Regions from separate parts of the Homo sapiens genome. Here region 2 is linked to region 1. Evidence: chromatin contacts called from ENCODE Hi-C data. All regions are on one chromosome and are shown on one strand. The core of a region is the stretch at or near the end of the contact, and the rest is flanking DNA. Distances in the headings are between cores, read along the strand shown. Region 1 holds the start of RAD51C (RAD51 paralog C). Region 2 holds the start of MKS1 (MKS transition zone complex subunit 1).

Region 1 (3,366 bases), core at 645-3,144:
AACCACATTTTGGCCAGTCCTACAAGACTTTCTTTGACCTACCAAATGGGGTATAAATGCTTCTCGTATTCTCCCCGCCAGTAGGGACTCAAAATCTTAATAGCTCGGGGTAGTAAAAAGGATGCTAGGTTTGAATCTTGGCTTTAAGAAAACTGTGCTGAGGTGTTTTGTTTGTTTGAGACAGGGTTTCACTCTATCACCCAAGCTGGAGTGCAGTGGCGTGATCATAGCTCACTCCCAGGCTGAAGGGATCCTCCCACCACAGACTTCTGAGTAGCTGGGACGACCGGTGCATGCCACCATGCCCGGCTAATTTTTTGTACTTTTGGTACAGACAGTGTTTCGCCATGTTGTCGAGGCTGGTCTCAAACTCATGAGCTCAAAGAGATCCACCTGCCTCGACCTCCCAAAGTGCTGGGATTACAGGCACGAGCCACTGCGCCCGGCCAGCTTTTTTTCTTTTATCAGAATTGATATTAAACTATATGCTGAGCTTCCATGTCCTTATCTTCCTTTTGGCATGGCTATGGCCATTTGAAATGTGTGGGATTTGCTAAAGTGCTCAACATACGTTGTTTCCTTTTTTAGATCTAAGTATGTAGAGGGCTCTGATTTGCAATATTTAGAAAGTTCTTCTAAGCTGGGAAGAAAAGTCAAGACTAAGAATCATTGCCAACAGGGCCGGGCGCGGTGGCTCACGCCTGTACTCCCAGCATTTTGGGAGGCCGAGGCAGGCGGATCACGAGGTCAGGAGTTCGAGACCAGCCTGGCCAATATGGTGAAACCCCTTCTCTAATAATAATACAAAAATTAGCCGGGCATGGTGGCGTGCGCCTGTAATCCCAGGTACTCAAGAGGCTGAGGCAGGAGACTCACTTGAACCCGGGAGGCGAAGGTTGCAGTGAGCCGACATCGTGCCACTGCACTCCATCATGGGCAACACAGTGAGACTCTGTCTCAAAAAAAAAAAAAAAAAAATCGCCAATAGGTAGGGAATAAGTTACCCCCTGCTAAATAAGTTACACTCACCTAGGCAAGGAAGGAACTCATAAACCACCTTCTAAACTGCTTGCCTTCCTCCCCGAAGTTCTGTAATTTAGAGGCGGTCACTACCACTGCTTGAACACCCCTTCCCAAGTCTGTACCACAAAAGGAGCTCTTGTGTAGCCCAGCCCCTCCTTCTCAGGACCCCAGGAGCCCAGACACACTAATGGGGACATTAGTTGCTTACTTTTCCAGCTACTGCTTAAGCTAGGCAGGCCATGAAGAAATAACGGTCTCAGTAACCTCCATGCTCGGGATACGACTCCCGGGAAGACGTGGGTGGGTGCGGGGAATGCGGACTGATCCCTCCCAGCGGCCGTTGGGGGCTGGCCCACAATCCCTCGCGAGGGCGGGAAAAGCAATGTGGTCGTTGCGGGGGGGGGGGGTCAGAAAAGGGGGACGGTCAGCGGGAAGAGCCAAGAGACTGCAACTCTACAAAGAGCACGCAGATTAATTCTAATGATTGTTCCCTGAGCTTTTCACACCAAAATAATGGTAACTGGCTAGTGTGTGCCCGTTACGCTCACTACTCCCACTCGAGATCATTCCTATTAATGACTCTGAGGCTTCACCTAACAGGCCACGGTGGAGGCAAGGAAATGTGGCGTGGAGAACCCACTGGGCCTGGCTCTCCGTCCTATGGTCTCCGTCCATCGTTTTACAGTCAGGGTGTACATTTGATGAGGAATCTCTAAATGGGATTTTGGGGAATCAAAACGGAATGGTGCATAAGTGTGAAAATTTACAAGACTGCGCAAAGCTGCAAGGCCCGGAGCCCCGTGCGGCCAGGCCGCAGAGCCGGCCCCTTCCGCTTTACGTCTGACGTCACGCCGCACGCCCCAGCGAGGGCGTGCGGAGTTTGGCTGCTCCGGGGTTAGCAGGTGAGCCTGCGATGCGCGGGAAGACGTTCCGCTTTGAAATGCAGCGGGATTTGGTGAGTTTCCCGCTGTCTCCAGCGGTGCGGGTGAAGCTGGTGTCTGCGGGGTTCCAGACTGCTGAGGAACTCCTAGAGGTGAAACCCTCCGAGCTTAGCAAAGGTAACGACTCCTGATGGCAAGCTGAGGCACACCGGCCGCCGTCAGCGCCGCCTCAGTCTTCGTTCTCTCGCCTCGGCCTTCAGCCCAGTCTCCGTTAGATTCTGCTTCCTCCCACGTCCATGTTTACAGCGTGAAAGAGCTCCTCGACTCCACTTACAAGTTGTCTGAATGGTTAGGAGAACTGTGGTCGTGAAAACATTTACTAATTGCTTTTCCTCTGGCAATGCCTGCTGAATGCTTTGAGGATTGTCTCATTTAACCCTCAACCCGCTTACGTAGATTATTATATTCAGTATATGGATGAGAGAACTGATATCTTGGGGAGCTTAGGTAACTTTTCATGCTAACTGGGTTAGGAAATACTGGAGTCAGAATTGGTTGTCTAATTTTTGCTGTTCCAAGATCCAAGGGGTAAGGGTTAAATTTCAGAAATGCAGGATTTTGTGTAGGACTAGAGACACTAAGAATGAGAAAGAGAGTAGAATCCCCGGAATCTTGAGGAAGCATAGAAAGAATATTCTCTTACGTAATTAACTGAAACACCCAAAACCTCATATTCCAGAGCATTGCAGATGGGAACCACTGCATCCTGAGACATACAAATATGAGGCTGGCGGTGGTCACTTGTTGTGCACATCTCTCTATGACATGTCTGGACCTGTGCTATTCACTGAAGAAGATGGAACAGAATTTTAAGTTACTGCCCTTACTGATGGAAAATACAGAGGTTTCAATTCGCCTCTAAAGAATAAGTCTCGTGGACCCAGCCTTAACTGTTTAAGTCATACCGCGCGCAGACTGTGTCCCCCAAGATTTGATGGGCTCTTTTTTCTTCAACAAGTTGGCTTTTCAAAGAAGAAATGTGAGACCCTGAATAATAATGATCACTAACAACTATTGACTACTTTAGATGGTCTTGATATTCTACCAAGCTTTTTACATGTATCGTCTCATTCCCATTTTATAGACGAAAAAAATCTGAGCAAAAAAGAAAAAGTGAAGTAACTTGCCCAAAGTCATGCAGTAAGTGGTGCCAGGATTTACAAACCCAGGCAATCTAATTCCAGCATTCAGGCTCTTGATAGGATTTTCATTTCCTAAATGCTGTCATCACCATTGTCTTTTATTAGCCCCATATTTATGGCTCATATTCTTATCAGATCAAGCACTGATATATCAAACTGATAAGTGATGTCATCCTCACCATTATTTCTTCACCAGCTTGTTTTGTAATTGCCATTTTCTTTTCTCAGGCCACACTGTCAGATGGGTGAAATTGTGTAGT
Region 2 (3,356 bases), core at 215-2,714, 470 kb before region 1:
ATGAGATTCTGTCTCAAAACAAAACGAAAACAAAAACAAAGAAAACAAATCTAATCTAATACACTCTTGGGTATGCCTTTTTCAGAGACACGTTTCACAACCTGTGAGCCCACACTCTTGCCCAGGAACAGCTCTGAACAGAAAGAGAAACAATAAAAGCAAACAGACTAGTGACCTGACAACAACCACTCTGTCCTCTCCTCCTCATTCTTTTGGTTTCCCAGATAAGGAAAACCACAAGAACACAGTTGATCTATACATGCACATCATATGCAGATTTTGCAAGCAGTCTCCAGTTTAAAAATTGTTTTTAAAAGTGTTTATATGTGTATTTAGGGTTTGGGGCACGTTTTCTCTTTTAAAAATGCCACAAATAGGACGGGCGCGGTGGCTCACGCCTGTAATCCCAGCACTTTGGGAGGCCAAGGCGGGCGGATCACGAGGTCAGGAGATCGAGACAATCCTGGCTAACACGGTGAAACCCCGCCTCTACTGAAAATACAAAAAATTAGCCGGGCGTGGTGGCGGGCGCCTGTAGTCCCAGCTACTCGGGAGGCTGAGGCAGGAGAATCGCGTGAACCCGGGAGGCGGAGCTTGCAGTGAGCGGAGATAGCGACACTGCACTTCAGCCTGGGGGAAAGAGCAAGACTCCGTCTCAAAAAAAAAAAAAAAAAAAAAAAAAAAAAAAAAGCCACAAATAGAATGTAGGTTGCCGGGCAACTCTATAACATATCAGAAGTATAGTATTTGTTATCTCACTACATTTGGCCACAATTCTGATTAGTATCATAATTAGTATTAGATGGCACATCACCACCGTAACACCCACTGGCAGTTGGCTGAGGCCTAAAAGTGGCCAAGTCTATGAGGTCCTTCCCGAGCTCGGCAGCAGGCTGATAATGAAGAAAGTTGCTTGATGTGATTCTTTGCAGGTGGACTCTGTCAAGAAAAGCCCAAAATATTCGTTACCAGACACGCAACCAGGAGATGAACACAAAGCAAGGATGGGGGAAACAAAACAGAGGAGGTAGGGTTGCCAAGGTGTGCTGGGTGCAGACAACGGAGAGGAGGTGGGTGGGTGCGCCGTCCTATGGGGAAGAATGAAGGGGAGAGGGTGTACTGGGGGCACAGGGCTTTGAGAAACTGGGAGCAACAAAGACGTGAATGGACTTGGGTAGGTCTGTAAGGGGTTCTTAGAGGCTGTGAGTGGATGGGGGTACGGATAGTGAAAGAAGTGGGGAGCCCGGAGAAGTGGTCGGGATTGTAAGCAGAAAGTGGGGACCTCAGAACACCGAGCTCAGGTTGGAATGATCTAAGGACACAAAAGCATGGGGCCTCGGGGCTGGGGCGGTGCGACTACCGGAGGCGCAAGTTGCGCACGGGGTCCCGGGAGCGATACACTGCCTCCCCGGTGTCAGTGCTCCAGACGGTCTCCGCCATGACAGCTGCGACGCGCCGCGACTGCGCCGGAAAGCGCGCCGCTCTGTTTTCCTGGCAACGGAGACGCTGGATCGGGAGGCGACGGAGGTGCTGCGCGCGCAACCCGCCGTTCCCGTCACGGCGCCACGGTCGCAGTTGGCCACACAGTGCAAGTGCAGCCCAAGCCGAACGCCCAAGAGGGCTCCGGGGTCCTACCGATCACCGCTTACCATGTATGCGATAAAAGCTCACCGAAAGCGGGACCTCGTGCGCTGTGCAAATGAGGAAACTGGCACAGCCATCAGCCCACTTCATATAGACAGATAGATGCAGAAATGATGACGGGGACCAGGTGGCCTGAGTCTTCGCCCTCTACCTTTTCCACCATGCCACACTGCCTTCCACCCAACGCGTGAAAACTTTGGCCTGAAAATCGGGTGATGTGACTGTAAGAAATGCACCCATTATTCCCAAAGGAGTCAGGGAAGGTGATGGCCCTTAGCCAGACAAGAAAATATATTCTTGGAAGACAAAAAAAGTGTCAGAAGATTTATTAGTCTTTGTGTTGATATTCACTGAGCAAAGAAAGAAAAAACAAGGAAGTCAACAGTAAGGAAGGAAACGATGTTATTATTGAACTGATTCTTACCTTGTGTATGTTAGTTTTGGATCATTAAGCCACTTTGTTACTGCACTGGCTTCCTGAAAAGCCAAAAAAGTGACATTCACAAGTCATGCTTCGTTGTACTAGCAAAGGAAGGACATGCTGTAACCTCACGTCTGGCGTCCCGGCACTTTGGGAATGTCAACATTTATCAGCCTTGTTCACATCTAGTCCTCCTCCAACAAAGTAAGCAATTGTCCCCTGAACTCGGGAATCTCATGCCAGTTTGATGATTTGGCATTGGAAGCTCTGGGTGCCATAGCCACTAGTTGTGTAACACCGACTCACCATAAATAGCACCATTTATTTAGGATCTAGTGCAGCTTGAGCACTTTTGTTTGCATTGTCCCAAATCCTTGTAGAAGCCTCTCAAAAAGGTACTTTTATTCACTTTAAAAATGAAGTTCGTGAAGGCCAGGGTTTAAAGGACTTGCTAGCTTGCAAGTGGTAAAAGTACTGGGATTCTAGCCCAAGTTCTTCTGTCTTTTGAAGCCTAACCACCTTCCAGTTTGCCTCACAGCCTCTCACCTACCAATTTATTCCATAAACGCACACATTTCCAACCTGGGAAATAATAATTTTTTTTTTTTTTTTTTTGAGACGGAGTCTCGCTCTGTCGCCCAGGCTGGAGTGCAGTGGCGGGATCTCGGCTCACTGCAAGCTCCGCCTCCCGGGTTCACGCCATTCTCCTGCCTCAGCCTCCCAAGTAGCCGGGACTACAGGCGCCCGCCACTACGCCCGGCTAATTTTTTGTATTTTTAGTAGAGACGGGGTTTCACCGTTTTAGCCGGGATGGTCTCGATCTCCTGACCTCGTGATCCGCCCGCCTCGGCCTCCCAAAGTGCTGGGATTACAGGCGTGAGCCACCGCGCCCGGCCGGAAATAATTTTAACATAAAACAAAAGGCACCTTTCTAGCTCCTAAGAAATTGTCTCTCCAATGTTTCCTTTTAAAATTGTGAGTAGGCAATCTGTGCCACATGCACAACAGCTGATAAAGTGGAGCCTGATTCTAGTTTAATTTTATAACCAAATCTAACTTATAACAAAGTTAATCTGACATAATTATATGCAAAATAGTTTCTATACCACGTTATGGAAATATAAGCTATTTGTGTAAGCAACCATAATTAGTATTATTTTTATATAGGTAAACTAAGTTTTCATGTTTTGTTTACTGATTTCTATGAATCAGGATCCTTTTATGTTTAAATATTCAGCTTATTGGTCTTAAGTACATTTACCTTGTTTTTCAACCATCATCACCATCCATC

What was found. Hi-C counts contacts between places; a loop is a spot of excess contacts on that map. Pooled maps may share reads with other maps.
Region 2: a pooled map shows a loop between it and region 1 (5-fold over the local background). The contact joins the promoter of MKS1 here to the promoter of RAD51C in region 1. A Hi-C loop is called at or near these places in 7 of 50 pooled maps.

What each region holds. Positions count from the first base shown.
Region 1 is chr17:58,690,708-58,694,073 of GRCh38, forward strand. It overlaps RAD51C (RAD51 paralog C), which reads left to right and starts at 1,895. Exons shown (of 9, transcript NM_058216.3): 1 at 1,895-2,081. The coding sequence starts at 1,937. It overlaps TEX14 (testis expressed 14, intercellular bridge forming factor), which reads right to left and starts at 1,338. Exons shown (of 32, transcript NM_031272.5): 1 at 1,232-1,338. IGBP1C (IGBP1 family member C) reads right to left here and starts at 1,338. Exons shown (of 2, transcript NM_001395966.1): 1 at 1,232-1,338. RefSeq lists enhancers at 1,653-1,752, 2,083-2,252.
Region 2 is chr17:58,217,791-58,221,146 of GRCh38, forward strand. MKS1 (MKS transition zone complex subunit 1) reads right to left here and starts at 1,465. Exons shown (of 18, transcript NM_017777.4): 1 at 1,361-1,465; 2 at 830-939. The coding sequence starts at 1,440. It overlaps LOC105371841 (a long non-coding RNA gene), which reads left to right and starts at 1,524. Exons shown (of 2, transcript XR_934884.4): 1 at 1,524-2,269. RefSeq lists an enhancer at 1,293-1,572.